Regions from separate parts of the Homo sapiens genome. Here region 1 is linked to region 2. The links are chromatin contacts, found by Hi-C or POLR2A ChIA-PET in ENCODE. All regions are on one chromosome and are shown on one strand. The core of a region is the stretch at or near the end of the contact, and the rest is flanking DNA. Distances in the headings are between cores, read along the strand shown. Region 1 overlaps BABAM2 (BRISC and BRCA1 A complex member 2). Region 2 overlaps BABAM2 (BRISC and BRCA1 A complex member 2).

The links. A loop is a pair of places that touch in the nucleus more often than their neighbours do. ChIA-PET counts read pairs that join two places held with the same protein, here RNA polymerase II (POLR2A). Pooled maps may share reads with other maps.
Region 1: a loop to region 2 is called in a map of gastrocnemius medialis, with 7 times the contacts of the local background. The contact joins two enhancer-like sites. A Hi-C loop is called at or near these places in 7 of 168 maps with a recorded cell type or tissue (astrocyte of the cerebellum, gastrocnemius medialis, heart left ventricle and 3 more) and 2 of 50 pooled maps. POLR2A ChIA-PET finds 5 or more read pairs at or near these places in 9 of 52 experiments (AG04450, CD4-positive, alpha-beta T cell, OCI-LY7 and 4 more).

What each region holds. Positions count from the first base shown.
Region 1 is chr2:28,196,991-28,203,798 of GRCh38, reverse strand. The region is part of intron 7 of BABAM2 (BRISC and BRCA1 A complex member 2); the gene reads right to left. The region is part of intron 1 of LOC100505736 (a long non-coding RNA gene); the gene reads left to right. Among named protein-coding and RNA genes, the nearest start is that of BABAM2-AS2, 110 kb to the left of the region's middle. Within about 2 kb of position 1,934, at least 4 of the 41 ENCODE cell types and tissues checked have a DNase peak (open chromatin) inside an H3K27ac peak, as active enhancers do; they include gastrocnemius medialis and left ventricle myocardium inferior, where a contact is called at or near this core.
Region 2 is chr2:28,162,458-28,168,969 of GRCh38, reverse strand. All of the region lies in intron 7 of BABAM2 (BRISC and BRCA1 A complex member 2), which reads right to left. All of the region lies in intron 1 of LOC100505736 (a long non-coding RNA gene), which reads left to right. Among named protein-coding and RNA genes, the nearest start is that of BABAM2-AS2, 140 kb to the left of the region's middle. Within about 2 kb of position 4,554, at least 10 of the 41 ENCODE cell types and tissues checked have a DNase peak (open chromatin) inside an H3K27ac peak, as active enhancers do; they include gastrocnemius medialis and left ventricle myocardium inferior, where a contact is called at or near this core.

The DNA.
Region 1 (6,808 bases), core at 685-3,184, 37 kb before region 2:
GTGTGGTGGATGCCTGCTATGGAACCCCACATGGCAATCAGGTTCAACAACCTAAATGTAAAAGGAAAGCTCTTAAAAGCATAAAGCCAAGTGAATATAAGAAACAGAATGAGAACCTTAGTATATCACCTATGTAAATGAAAAACGTCTCTTATGTAAAGGCCACAAAACAACCTACTATATTTTTAAGGGCATATAAATAAATAAGAACATTGTTAATGGGAATGGGAAGAGTGGAGATGGAAGATGAAAAAGTAAAAAGATGAAAACAAAAGCAAAGCCATGCACCGACTGGTGGTGATGATAATGTGCTATCAACTAACCAGTATGATGAATTCAACTCTCTAACCCAAGGTGCCAGAGACACCCACCCTCACACAAGAAAGTAGAAAACCATTTGCAGGAATTATTTGGTACTCATCCATGAGGGTCTTCCAAAAATTCATGATTGACATATGTAGCTAAATGGAATAAAATAGGCTGTGGGATGATGGTGATCTGAATTGAGTTTTCTAACTACTAGAGAAGATCGCAACTGTTTCTCAGCAGTAAAGTGAGTCCTTTTCTTACAGAATTAATTGATAAATGCTTTGAAATGAGAAACCCAGATCCTAAAATACAAGGCCGAACATATTCGGAGAGGACTAAAAGAAGTAAATTAAGTGAATTCATTATAAAGGTCAAGGTACAACCTGTCACCTTAGCTCAACGTGACACTTCATTTTGGCTTTCTTAATTCCAGTACGTCTTAATTTTGGCACATTCTTACCCTACACACAAGAGAGGATGTGCCCCCATAATGATTCATCAATAGGAAAGCATTCTTTCTGTGGGGGGGTGGAGGACACAGGTGAGGTTAAGGTACAAAATCCATGCTGGTGCTCTGCCATAATTAACTGCAGTAAAACATGGGAGGAATATTCCCCGTGATTGAAGCACTCAAGGCATATATCCTTGTGGCAATGTTTTACAGGCTTTTTACATTGTACTACCTGTTGAAGATGTTTATTTAAGTCTTTGTTTTCTCTCTTTTTAAGTCTAAAGAAAGGATGAGAGTCCTGATTATTTGTATTCATAGGTTCCATTTCTTTTTCATATTTAAAGATACACTATGGACAAGTTAAATAATGCCATTTCCTCCCCCAGCTGCATGTGATGAATGAACAAAAGCCCCAACTAAAATGTTCCCATCGCATAAACTAGAACAACATTACTAAGTCCAACTTGGGTAAGTCCAATTTACCCAGCTGTTTCTGAAGCAACTAGATGTTGGAATTAAAGCAGATTTTTCTATTCTTTGGGGAACTTCCTACTCAACATTATAGGAAAGTAGTCCTTGATAAAGCTATTGAGAAAAAGTAACATTTTAAATGGGAGGAAGAGAGAGAAGACAGGGAAGGGGCAGGGGCATGGGAGGGAAGCAGGAGGGGGAAGCTCCAGGGAAGGGGGGACTCAATGGGATGTGGGAAGAGACAGGAAGGGAGAGAGGCTGGGTTCAAAGCTGAGGACTACTAATAGAGCAAGGCTAAAATAATCCAACATTAGGAACACAGTCAGTACCCCGGTCACGAATTTTATTCCATTAAGTAGTGCTTAGCCAAATCTTTCTGGCATCTTCTCTAGGATTTATTTTCACTCTCTGACCCAGTAGTGGTTTTCCATCTGGTCTCACACTCCTTATCAGAGTAGAGGTGTGAATTACATCTAGAGATTGTTCTGGGATCTCTGAGCACTCCCAGTTCTAAAAGCTTTTAACTTCCTCTGGCAAAGGATGCTCCTGACCTGCAATTCCCAATTGTTCCCCTGGCCAACTGGGCCCCGTGGCTCATCCCATATGATTTCCCAAATGACAGAACACCGGTTCTGTATCTGTACTGTGACTTCAGAGATCTTTCACCATTCGGGGCTTCATCTCTATTTCATGGCCTGGCCTCTATTAATCCTCCTGTGTCTTGCCAGAGGCTTTGTCTTCATTTTGCAACCTGTTCCTGCTGATGCACCGCAGTTTCTTGCCAGCGTCTTTATAAGTCTTAAGACTTAAGAAATCTCTGGCAAGAGGCTGTGGAGGATTAGTTGAGGCTACGAAGCGGAGATGAGACTCCTGATAGAGCCAAATGTTAAGAGTTTGGCCAAACTTGTTCTTCATTTTTTTCTTTCCTTTATATTAAAAAGCCACCTAAACACAACAGAAGAGCTTTTAAGCAAAATTAACAATGGTCTCCTGGTGACAACTAAGGCCACAAACAAAAGGTTTCTTCTTATGCAAGCGGAATATTAGGGCACCATGTAACACCTAGACTGGGTTCATATCCTCTTTGACTGTGCACTGACTTCCTCAAAAATATCGTCTCTCTTGGCATCCCACTTGAAGATCCATATATAAAAAAAGAAATATAAATAAAAATGTGTGTGTAAGGCAGCAAACAAATGTTGAGATTGGGTCCACATTAGCCATATGGTATTTTTGTATAAAAACAATCATTATGTGATATTAGGACCAAAGAAAATGAAATTCATATTCATTTCCAAAATCTGACAGCTTGTTTATTTCTGCTATCATGTTGCATACTGGAATTTCTTTCCTTATAGTCAAATCCTAAAAAAAATAAAAAACAATTTAATACCACACAATAATGTACTACTTTTTAAAAAATGGAACACAGGACACGGATCCTTGGTTATTACCAAAATTTCCTCCCCTTGCTCTCCCCATTAAAAAACTCACAGAGGCCGGGCATGGTGGCTCATGCCTGTAAACTGAGCACTTTGGGAGGCCGAGGTGGGAGGATCACTTGAGGTCAGGAGTTTGAGACCAGCCTGGCCAACATGGCAAAACCCTGTCTCTCCTAAAAATACAAAAAAATTAGCCAGGTGTGGTGGTGCGCACCTGTAGTCCCAGCTATGCAGGAGGGTGAGGCAGGAGAATCGCCTGAACCCAGGAGGCAGAGGTTGCAGTGGGCCAAGATTGCATCACTGCACTCCAACCTGGGCGACAGAGCAAGACTCTGTCTCAAAACAAACAAACAAACAAACAAACAAAAAACCCCATAGATACCTGGTAAACTAGTACATAGCATAGAGCTTTTAATAAGAAAAGACAAACATTGTAGTGTTAAGTCTATTTTTGGGAAGGTTAAGGATGCTATCTATTGCTTGAATCTGATTGGCTGTTTCAGTCAAGGGAGCAAGAGAAAGTTATTTAAACTATTACTTATAGATGACAAAGCCGATTAATTGCTCCAGCAAACTCCCAGGCTGCCTACTAATATGCACTTTACCCCTCTGGCTAATTGAATGTGTGCACAGTATGATTACAAATGGATAGGTCCTGGTCTTTTCTTCTCTCTGAAATGATATACTGCTTTTATTAACAGGGAGTGAAGAAGAGAGCTAATATTTATAGATGACATTATATTTCATTCACTTCTCTAACAAATTAGCTTTTGTAGCCTTCCATTAGTAGAGGGTAATAAGGGACAAACATGTATGGAGAGACACTTGGACTCAGTGAGATGGAAATGGTGAATGATGATCAGTGAAAAATGAATACAGGAGAGTCAGCAATGACTAATAAGGGGAAAGGAATTCAGTGAAGAAATACAATGTCCTGTCCTGGCTTCTCCTTCTTTTAGTGTTGTTCACTGTCAATCACTGTCAACAGCCTAGAAGATAGGTAGGGTTGTTTTGGAAAGTTGATTCTAAACCAGCTACGTATGAAGAAGGTAAACAAGAATGAAAATGTGTATTATATTTCCCTAAAAGGCACATTTCACACATTTAGTAGAAAAGATACAAGTGCTAACTGTGATTAGCAGTTCACTTTCATTAACACATTCAAAATGAATAGGGGTTTCCTAATATTTATTTTATAAAATAACAGGTGTTAGGAACCGTCCAGCTCCACACAATGCCTTGGTGCCAATCCTAGATAAGGATCACTTGTTTAGGTCTTAGGGTCCAGGATGTTTCGTTCCATACCTGTCAACAATGGCTCCTAAATTTTGGCCAGAAACTAATCAGTCTGCAGGTCCTTCAAACTTCCACTGCTGCCCACCGCTGCCTTCCTAGAACCCAATCTATTGGCCCTGGACCACCACAGAAGTTCGTTTTCTGTTCCTCACTTGCCTTACTGCCAACTAAAGGGTCAACACGACTCCTGAACTCTTCTTCAGCCTTAGCTTAGGACACTAGTGCCTAGTCAACCTCATCTCCTTAAGCTAATACCTAGTTTCAATCATATCTTCCGGGCCCTAATTATAGTCTAAACAAAATAATAATCATTCAAAAAATTTGAGTGCTTAGTATTTGCCAAGCACAATTCTAGGAGTTTGGTGGATAAGAATGAACAAAGTCATTTATGAATTTTTAAAATTTCAAAACAAAGACTGTCATCTGCTAGAAAAATCCACAGCCACTCAAACAGCAAATGTAGGCTGGGAACAGGAAGGGCTAGGTGGCACTTACCTGTGCCAGCCTAGCCAAGAATATGCACATAAAACATGCAACTTGTTACAAGCACGTAACGAAAGAGCAAAGGATGTGTGTCGGCTAAGATGTCAACTCAGCATGCAATGTCACACACGCCACCTTGCTTCTGGGATTACACCAACTGGCACAGCACTTCTAAAATCAATTGTTTGCCCTCGATGCTGACCCAGCAAAGGGATTAGCACTGCATTATAAAAAGGAATCCAAGAAGTGCAAAAACAAGGCACTTAAAGAAAGGCTGGGATAGAACCATGGTAACAGGTACACACATTCAAGCCGACAAACCAAAAATTCTAATAATCTTAGGTAAATTACCATACTCTTCATCCACATTGCCTGGCCTTCCTCCCTAAAGTTCAGAGTGGACCTGCTTTAGGTTTTTTACAGGTTTTGTGAGGACAGGTGGGGGCAGGGGAGGTGTTGTCACTAGAACAGATTCTAAATACAGGTAAGGCATTAAAAAGTTCTCCTTTTTCCTTTCCTTTTTATTTTCCCCTCCCACTTGTATCCTGCAAGTCAAGACCAAAGACTGTTGATACCACAGTGGGTCTCTGCTTACTTAAAGGGCTGAAGTAACACTGATATTAGTGAAAAATGTTTTGGCCAACTATACGATCTAATCTCTCAAGGGCAACACAGGCCCAGGCTCAGGCTTCCCTGGTATTTAGTCACTGGAGCTAAAGGCAAGGGGGAGAAGGAAGGACAGGTACTATGGACACACAGCAGGAAGGTACCTCAGGTACCAACAATTGAAGATGATGCTAAAGAACACTCTTTGGTTGATGGTTTTCAGGCCGTTCTGATCATTGTAAATCCAGGCTGCAAATTTCCTTTAAAGCTGTCCTGGCCAGGCGCGGTGGCTCACGCCTGTAATCCCAGCACTTTGGGAGGCTGAGGTGGGTGGATCACAAGGTCAGCAGATTGAGACCGTCCTGGCTAATATGGTGAAACCCCGTCTCTACTAAAAAAATACAAAAAATTAGCCAGGCATTTTTTGCGGGCACCTGTAATCTCAGCTACTCGGGAGGCTGAGGCAGGAAAATGGCGTGAACCCGGGAGGCGGAGCTTGCAGTGAGCCGAGATTGTACCACTGCACTCCATCCAGCCTGGGTGACAGAGCGAGACTCAGTCTCAAAAAAAAAAAAAGCTGTCCTGTGGTAGTGAATTTTCAGCGGAGAGCTTTTTCTCCCTTCTACCCCAAACCAAGTCAACATAAGCATATTTCCTTGCATTCTCCCTCTGTAGCACAGATTACCTTCTAATTTATCCTTACATGGAGGCTATTGCAATTTGGGGGTCTCAATTTCATATGGACTTACGGGGTTCCCGCCTTGGACAAAACCTTGGATTTAGCTCCTGTCTCCTACACCTAATTAGGTTATCAGAACTTAAGTTAAAGGACATGGTGGCTAGGTAGATGTCTGGGTTTTCTGAAAGCTGTCTTTAGTGCTGACCTACTCTTCTGGATCTTGCTTAAACATTATTTCTGGCCTCTGAGGTTGTGTTACTTTCAGTTTTTATTTTATCTTATTTCATTTCCAGATTTTTAGCTAGAGGGTTGCTCAGGAAGAGTCATACATACTGGGAGAAACAGAAGTTGGAACATGTATTTTTTTAAAAGTTCTCCAAATGATTCTGACATGGAATGGGGCTTTGTTACTAGTACTCTCTACTATGGCTGTAACAGACACAATTCTTTGATTCCTTCTAACAAAAACAGCAATTTATCTATCTCATCCCTTTTACTTCATTTCCATTTCTCATTTAGGTTTAAGGGTAGGACATCTAGATCATTGTAAAGAGGAAATGTTTTAAATCAATCTGCCATGCCCATTTTTTAGCAAGTGTTTTTGGTACTTTTAAAAGGTAGAAAACATCGTTGAGCACTTGCAAAGCACAAAGTCCTCTGTTTTATGATTTCATAAACACTGTTTCTTTTATAAACTTAGCAAGTTAAATACTATTAGCTGCACATTTACAAATAAAAGAACAAGCTCAGAGAGGCTAGAGAAATTGGTCAGGATATGTATCAGCCGGCGCTCAAGCAAGGCTTTAAAACAAGAGTCAATGTGACTCAAAAGAAAGTCTTTCTATACCTGATGTTGTTTCTCAGAAGAATGAAATAGTCTCCTGCCTTACTTTTAAGAGGCAGGGTCTTGGCCAGGTGTGGTGGCTCGTGCCTGCAATCCCAGCACTTCAGGAGGTGTAGGTTGGGTGGATTATGTGAGCTCAGGAGTTTGAGACCAGCCTGGGCATACACACATAGCGAGATCCCATCTCTATAAAAAATACCAAAAAAATTAACTAGGTGGGTGGCACA
Region 2 (6,512 bases), core at 3,305-5,804:
AGAGGCTACAGGTGGCCAATGAGGGAATAAGTAGCAGGACTCAGCCCTCACCTACAGTGTTGTTATCTTTCTGGAAGTTGGGTTGAATTAATTAATTGGGGAGCAGGGGTGAGACTAACTATCCTGCTCCTTGGGTAAGTTACTGGATCTGTGCCCAGATGGAACATGAAGGGAAAAAAACTGTGAAGACACTAATTAATCTTCCTGATGTTTTCAAGTCTGACTCGAAAACTTTCAACTAAAGGCAGGGCCTTCAAATCCATTTAAAATAGAAGTTTCAGTGATTAGAAACCTGATCGGAATGAAGCTTTTGGCCCTCTAAGAATGATAAGTAAACTGCTGTCAACAACGCATTGGACAAAAAAGGTAATAAAGGACCTTGGGCCATAACCACTTCCTTTTTATATGCCCCTCGCCTTTCAAACTTCAAAAGGGAGGAGAATTTGGCATAAATGAAAGGAAAAAATTCATAGCCACTAGGAGTGATCACAGCCCATACAAAGCAGATCGGGCAAGCTCCTATGATGCCACACCATGTCACACACAGACCTCCAGAAGAAGTAGGCTATGGCTTTTGAAAGTGCCAAATGTCCTCTGATTATACTACGTGAGTGAGCCTAGGAGAGATGGGCCTTCCAAGAAAATCAGATTCTGGCTGAATTATTCAATTTGGACAACGGCTATAACTTTTATACTAGCCAAAGAATAGAAAGAATATATTTTATGCATTCGACACAGGCAGTTCTGGCCCTTTATAATAAAAATGGTTCCACTGTGTGCTGGTGGACCCTTGTTAAAGGCAGCTTCTACGTCTAGACCACGGGAACACCTTTTAGTTGGAAGTGCTTTCCACTGGGCTCCTTGAGTTCCTCTGTAACAAAAAGCCCTTGGATGAGGAAGGTCCAAGAAAGTCTTTCCAGGTATTAGCGAAAACTCTCTTATTCAGATAAATAGAACTTGGCTCTGACATTTACTAGCTGTGTGGTCTTGAGAAAATTATTAACTTCTCTAAGCCTGTTTCTTCATCAGTAGTGAGGAAGATATTAATGGTACTCACCTTATAGGAGTAGAAATACAGATTAAATGAGAGTGCAGGAAAAACACTTAGCATCTGAACATCATGATTCTCTCAATTTTATAGGGAATATAGGTTAACTATTTTAGAATATATAGAGTAACCAAATCTTAGCCATCAAAGTGTTGCCTACCAAACAGACTTAGCAAACTGCGTTATTTATTTATTTATTTATTTATTTATTTATTTATTTATTTTTTTGAGATGGAGTCTCGCTCTGTCGCCCAGGCTGGAGTGTAGTGGCGTGATCTCGGCTCACTGCAACTTCTGCCTCCCGGGTTCAAGCGATTCTCCTGCCTCAGACTCCCTAGTAGCTGGAATTACAGGCACCCGCCACAATGTCTGGCTAATTTTTGTATTTTTGGTAGAGACGGGGTTTCACCATGTTGGCCAGGCTGGTCTGGAACTCCTGACCTCAGCTGATCCTCCCACCTTGGCCTCCCAAAGTGCTGGGATTACAGGCATGAGCCACTGCTCCCAGCGCAAACGGCATCATTTAAAAATAACCCGTTATTAATAAAGATTTAGAAATAAATACATTTATGAAATCCTTAAGGATGCTTAAAAATGTTTTCCTTGATTATGCTACTTACATATTTTCTCTGAAATTGTTTCACTATTCATTGGTCACCAAGTCCCTTCTTGAAGACAAAGGCAAACTTCAGTACCTATCTATATAACTAGTGACGGTGCAAGTATTCAGTCTGAATGATTCATATGGAATTAGTCACACAATCAGAATGAAGAACATATGCATAAGTGAGATTCTATTAGCTGCAGAAAACTGTCAATTCCTGAAAAGTTTATCTTCTCCAGCATTCCAATCAAGAACCTTTTTCTCTTTTCACACTATATTATCGGCAACTCATGGTTTCCACACCCACCAGCATGTTAACACTAAAGCTATATCCAGTCTCAATCTATTTCCAAGTCCCTAATCCTAAATTTCTAACTGTCTCTTGGATATCTCCCCCTGGGTGTCCAGTAGGCATTTAAAACTCATCAGGGTCATGGCATGAAATAGATGGCACACTGAAAGGGGAGATGGAAGCAAGTCTGATGAAGGCATTCGTTATGAGGTTGTAAACAGCGTAAGAGAAATCAAAAAGAGATAGAGAAGCACCCTAGGGCTGGCAACAAAGGAAAGGCATTACTTATCACTGGGATCAAACCAAAGATAACTGTAATGTCATGAGCGGGGCTCCCAGTGGAGTTGTGGCCATAGGTAGAAGACTCAAACACAGTCACGCCAGTGCAAAGAAGGGAGGACGTCAGGGGTAAGAGACATATCCCTCCTTACTCTCCTTCCACCCTCAAATCTCTAGTTGCTGAACCCAATCAAAGGCCAGAAGGTAAGAAAGTTCATTTTGATGCAGCCATCCAGGGCACACACCAAAGTGAAGCGGTCCAAATCCAGATTTACTAGTTTGGCATCCACCCCTCCCCCTACTCCCCCAAAATGTGTCCTTCCTGTGGTATTCACTATTTTGGTTGATAGGATAACTCGCTAGAGTAGTTTTTGGTCACTCAACCTTATTATCATGACCTAGACCTCTGCAGCTCCTACTCTCCTACTGCAGCATCTCCTACTTCAAGTTACTCTTCTCTCCAAGCCAGCATCCTCCATGGACTCTAGTTATCTTTACAAAACTTAAACCTTGGTGTATTCACCTCCTAGGGCTGCCATAACAAAGTACTACAGACTGGGTGGCCTCAACACAGAAATTGATTTTTCTCACAACTGTAGAGGCTGGAAGTCTAAGGAGTCAGCAGGGCTGGATTCTCTTGAGGCCTGCTTGGTTTGTAGATGGTTGTCTTCTCCCTGCGTCTTCCCTCTGTGTGTATGTGTGTCCTAATTTCCTCTTATTATAAGGACATTGGTCATATTGGGTTAGGGCCCATTCTGATGACCTCATTCTAATCTAATTACCTCTTAAAGGCCTTATCTCCAAAAACAGTTATATTCTGAGGTACTAGGGGGTTAAGGCTTCAACATATGAATTTTGAGCAAACACAATTTACTTCCAAAGCATTTTCTCTGCTTAAAAGCCTTCAGTGTAGCCGGGCACAGCGGCTCATGCCTGTAATCACAGCATTATGGGAGGCTGAGGTGGGTGGATCACTTTGAGGCCAGGAGTTCAAGACCATCCTGGCCAACATGGTGAAACCCCATCTCTACTAAAGATACAAAAATTAACTGGGTGTGGTGGCACATGCCTGTAATCCCAGCTACTCAGGAGGCTGAGGCAGGAGAATCCCTTGAACCCAGGAAGCGGAGGTTGCAGTGACACAATATCATACCACTGCACTCCAGCCTGGGTGACAGAGCAAGGCTCTGTCTCAAAAAAAAAAAAAAAAAAAAAAAGCAAGGAAAAAAAAAAAAAGCTTCAGTGCCCCTTCCCCCACCATTTTCTCTAAGACATACTCCAGATTTTTAAACTTGGCATGCAAAATGACCTTAACAACTTGGCTACCCAACTTAGTTTTCCAGCTTCACCTCTTGCATCTGCTGTTTTTGCATTCAGATATCAAGCTCCCCGAACCAACCATACTTTATACCTCCTCACCTCTGTATGTGCTGTCCTCTCTCTGTAGAATCCTCTCACATGTCCAGTAATCTGTAAAGTTATTTTTGATGCCTGAGGCAGAGCCAATTACACCCTTCACATTCCTCAAAGAAACTTGAACACCCTACTATTATAGTATGTATCACCCTGAATTGCAATTAATTCTTTACGTCTTTCTCCCGCAGTACACTGGCAATTCCTTGAAGGCAAAGACGATGTCTGTTTTTGCTTATCACTGATTCCTCTGCACCCAGAACCGTACCTGGGACACAGTAGGAGCTAAACAAATATTTCTTGAATGAAGGAAATGAAAAAATAAGTGAAAACATGAACAAACCAATAAAAGGGGAAAGGGTTTCTCTTTTGATACCTAGTACAGTGGTATGGTACTCACCAAACTTAAGAATGTACTTAATAAATGATTGCTGAATAAAATCCTGACTGAAGCATACGGGAAAATCTGAAACCATGAAGGGATCTGGAGTTATTTACTTTAAGAAAAGTTATGGAAGCTGATTATCTTTGGGGTAAAAAGGAAATGGATTTTTAAAAGCCTATAAACTTCAGGGAAGAAGCGCCAAGATACATGTGACAAGGCAATCTGAGCTCCACTCAGATCCAAGAACAAAGGGTTCCTGGTTTAAGCTATGGAAGTATCTGTTCCAGAAAGCAGCTGGGCAGAATTTCCTCACACGAATAGCTCTTAATGTATGGGAAAAAGAAAAGAGCAAAACAAAACAAGCAAAGGCAGCAAAAGGGAATAATTAGTGTAAACAGTTTAGTTTTTTTTTTAATGCATTGGACAAACTCCAAGAAGGAAAAAAAAAATGTTGTGGGATAAACATCTGTTCACTCGGAACATGACAGAGCCCTTGACAGGCTCTGCGGCCTGTGTGTGTCCTTATGTGCCCGAGGTTTATATTTATGCTTCCACTGCTCAGACAGCCCACAGAGTGGCCCAGAAAGAGAGACCTATTCCAGGCCAGGACGCACTCCTCTAACTCCACGTGGGGGTGTAGGGGCAACTCTCATTCGGTTGTGTTTGACACAACAAAAAACACACTGAAGGGAAGAAGAGCAAATACCAATTGCACATGTGGAACTGCTCTACTCCACCTGCACTGGGTTCCATCAACACTGTATTTTATTGACTGCACGGAATGCACAGAAGTGACCAGACACCACACGTTTATGGGGATTAGCACTGTCTTTCCATCCCTATGATCCTTGGTATCAAGATGTTAAGTGCAACAAGTTGTAGGAGTCTGTTTTCTTGTGCCAGATGTGCCTTTTGCAATCAGTCACTGAGTCTAGGAGTTTCTAAGAAGAGAACTCCATGAGAAAATTCATCTTCAGTTTTCAGTACCACCTGATAGTTTCTAAGAGGTGCATAGCAGTGGGCCTAGAGATGAAGCCAGATGGAAATGATCTAGCAATGTGCAATGGGCAGTGCCCTGAGGAAAACACCCACAAGGGGTGGATGGCCTCAATTCTCATCTCCATGACGATAGATCACATTACCTTAGAGCCTTGGGCCACGTGAGTCCAATTCTGAGGCCTCTGACCCAGCTCCATCAGCCCAGCCGATCTTACACAAGTCTCACCCTTAGGAGTACATTGTGTTAAGATGGGGACAGATTGCCTCACCCTTACCTTTCTTTCTGGCTGGGTTCACAACTTCTCTTGCTCTATCATCCGATTTACTCCATTTTCTCTTCCTAAGGCCCATGGCTCTCAGTTTTTCATTATTCTTATGGCATTCATGTCTAACTCTGGCATTCTATTAGATATCTGGCAGGGGTGACTGCCTTTTGCTTTTCTCCTAGACCTTTGTCCCCAGCACCATGTGTACATTTTCTGTGACCTGCCTCAAGACAAGAAAAATGTTCTTTTTCTCCCCTTAGGCATAAAGCTCTCTGGGTCTCTAAAGTCTCCCTGATAGCCAGCTACTGACTTACTCCACATAACACAAGAGGTCACATTTAACAGAATTATTCTGAGAGTGGCCAGTTGGGGCTGTTAAGAAAACTAATTCTCAAGCTGATCCTGGCCCACCTGCTGACTTGGCTGGAAGAAGCGCTGGCACCCAGAGCTTCACACTCAGAAGAAGGTCATGGGGGAAGCAGGGTGGCTGCCGGCTGGGAGGCATCTGAGGAGAGTGAGGATTTCACTAGGCTGGCCACAAAAGATGACACCACCGTCTTTTTTCGGGGGGCACCTCATTCTATCTGTCTACACACAGATATGCCTACACCCACAATAAAAATGTTTATAAATAAAAATATTTGGTACTAGTTTTGATTTTCTACAGAATTGGGACTAAAAAACCAATTTATTCTTACACTTGTGGATTAAATGGTAACTCCACAGTTTAATTTTATCTGAAAGGGGGAAAAAAACTGACATCTAGCAGTTAAACATGTCTTTGTCACTAGAGGCCTATGACACAAATCTCGATGATATTTTATGAGAACATGTATAGCTTTTCTCCACTTGTGGCTATAATTGCTGTTGGAGAAGCCCCAACATGTAAAGGTTGATGCTTCTGAATGTGCTGAAAGATGCTGGAACTAAACCATGCAGTGACAGCTATCAAAATGTCACCAATGCAGTGTCATATTCAGTCAAGATGCTTAAAAATTCAAATGTTCAACTAACACTGCTCTAGTGTGCGAGGAAGAGCATTACCTGGCTGGTTGGTAGGGAAATGAAATGAGATTATGTGCATAACAGCACTTAGGAAGAAGCCCGGTGCAGGGTTGGCTGAGCTAGGAAGAGCTATCATTCGCTGGGCACTGACTCCATAGAGTAGTGTATGCCAGACAGTAGTCTCATTACACATGTTTTAATTCAATTAATCCTCAAAACTG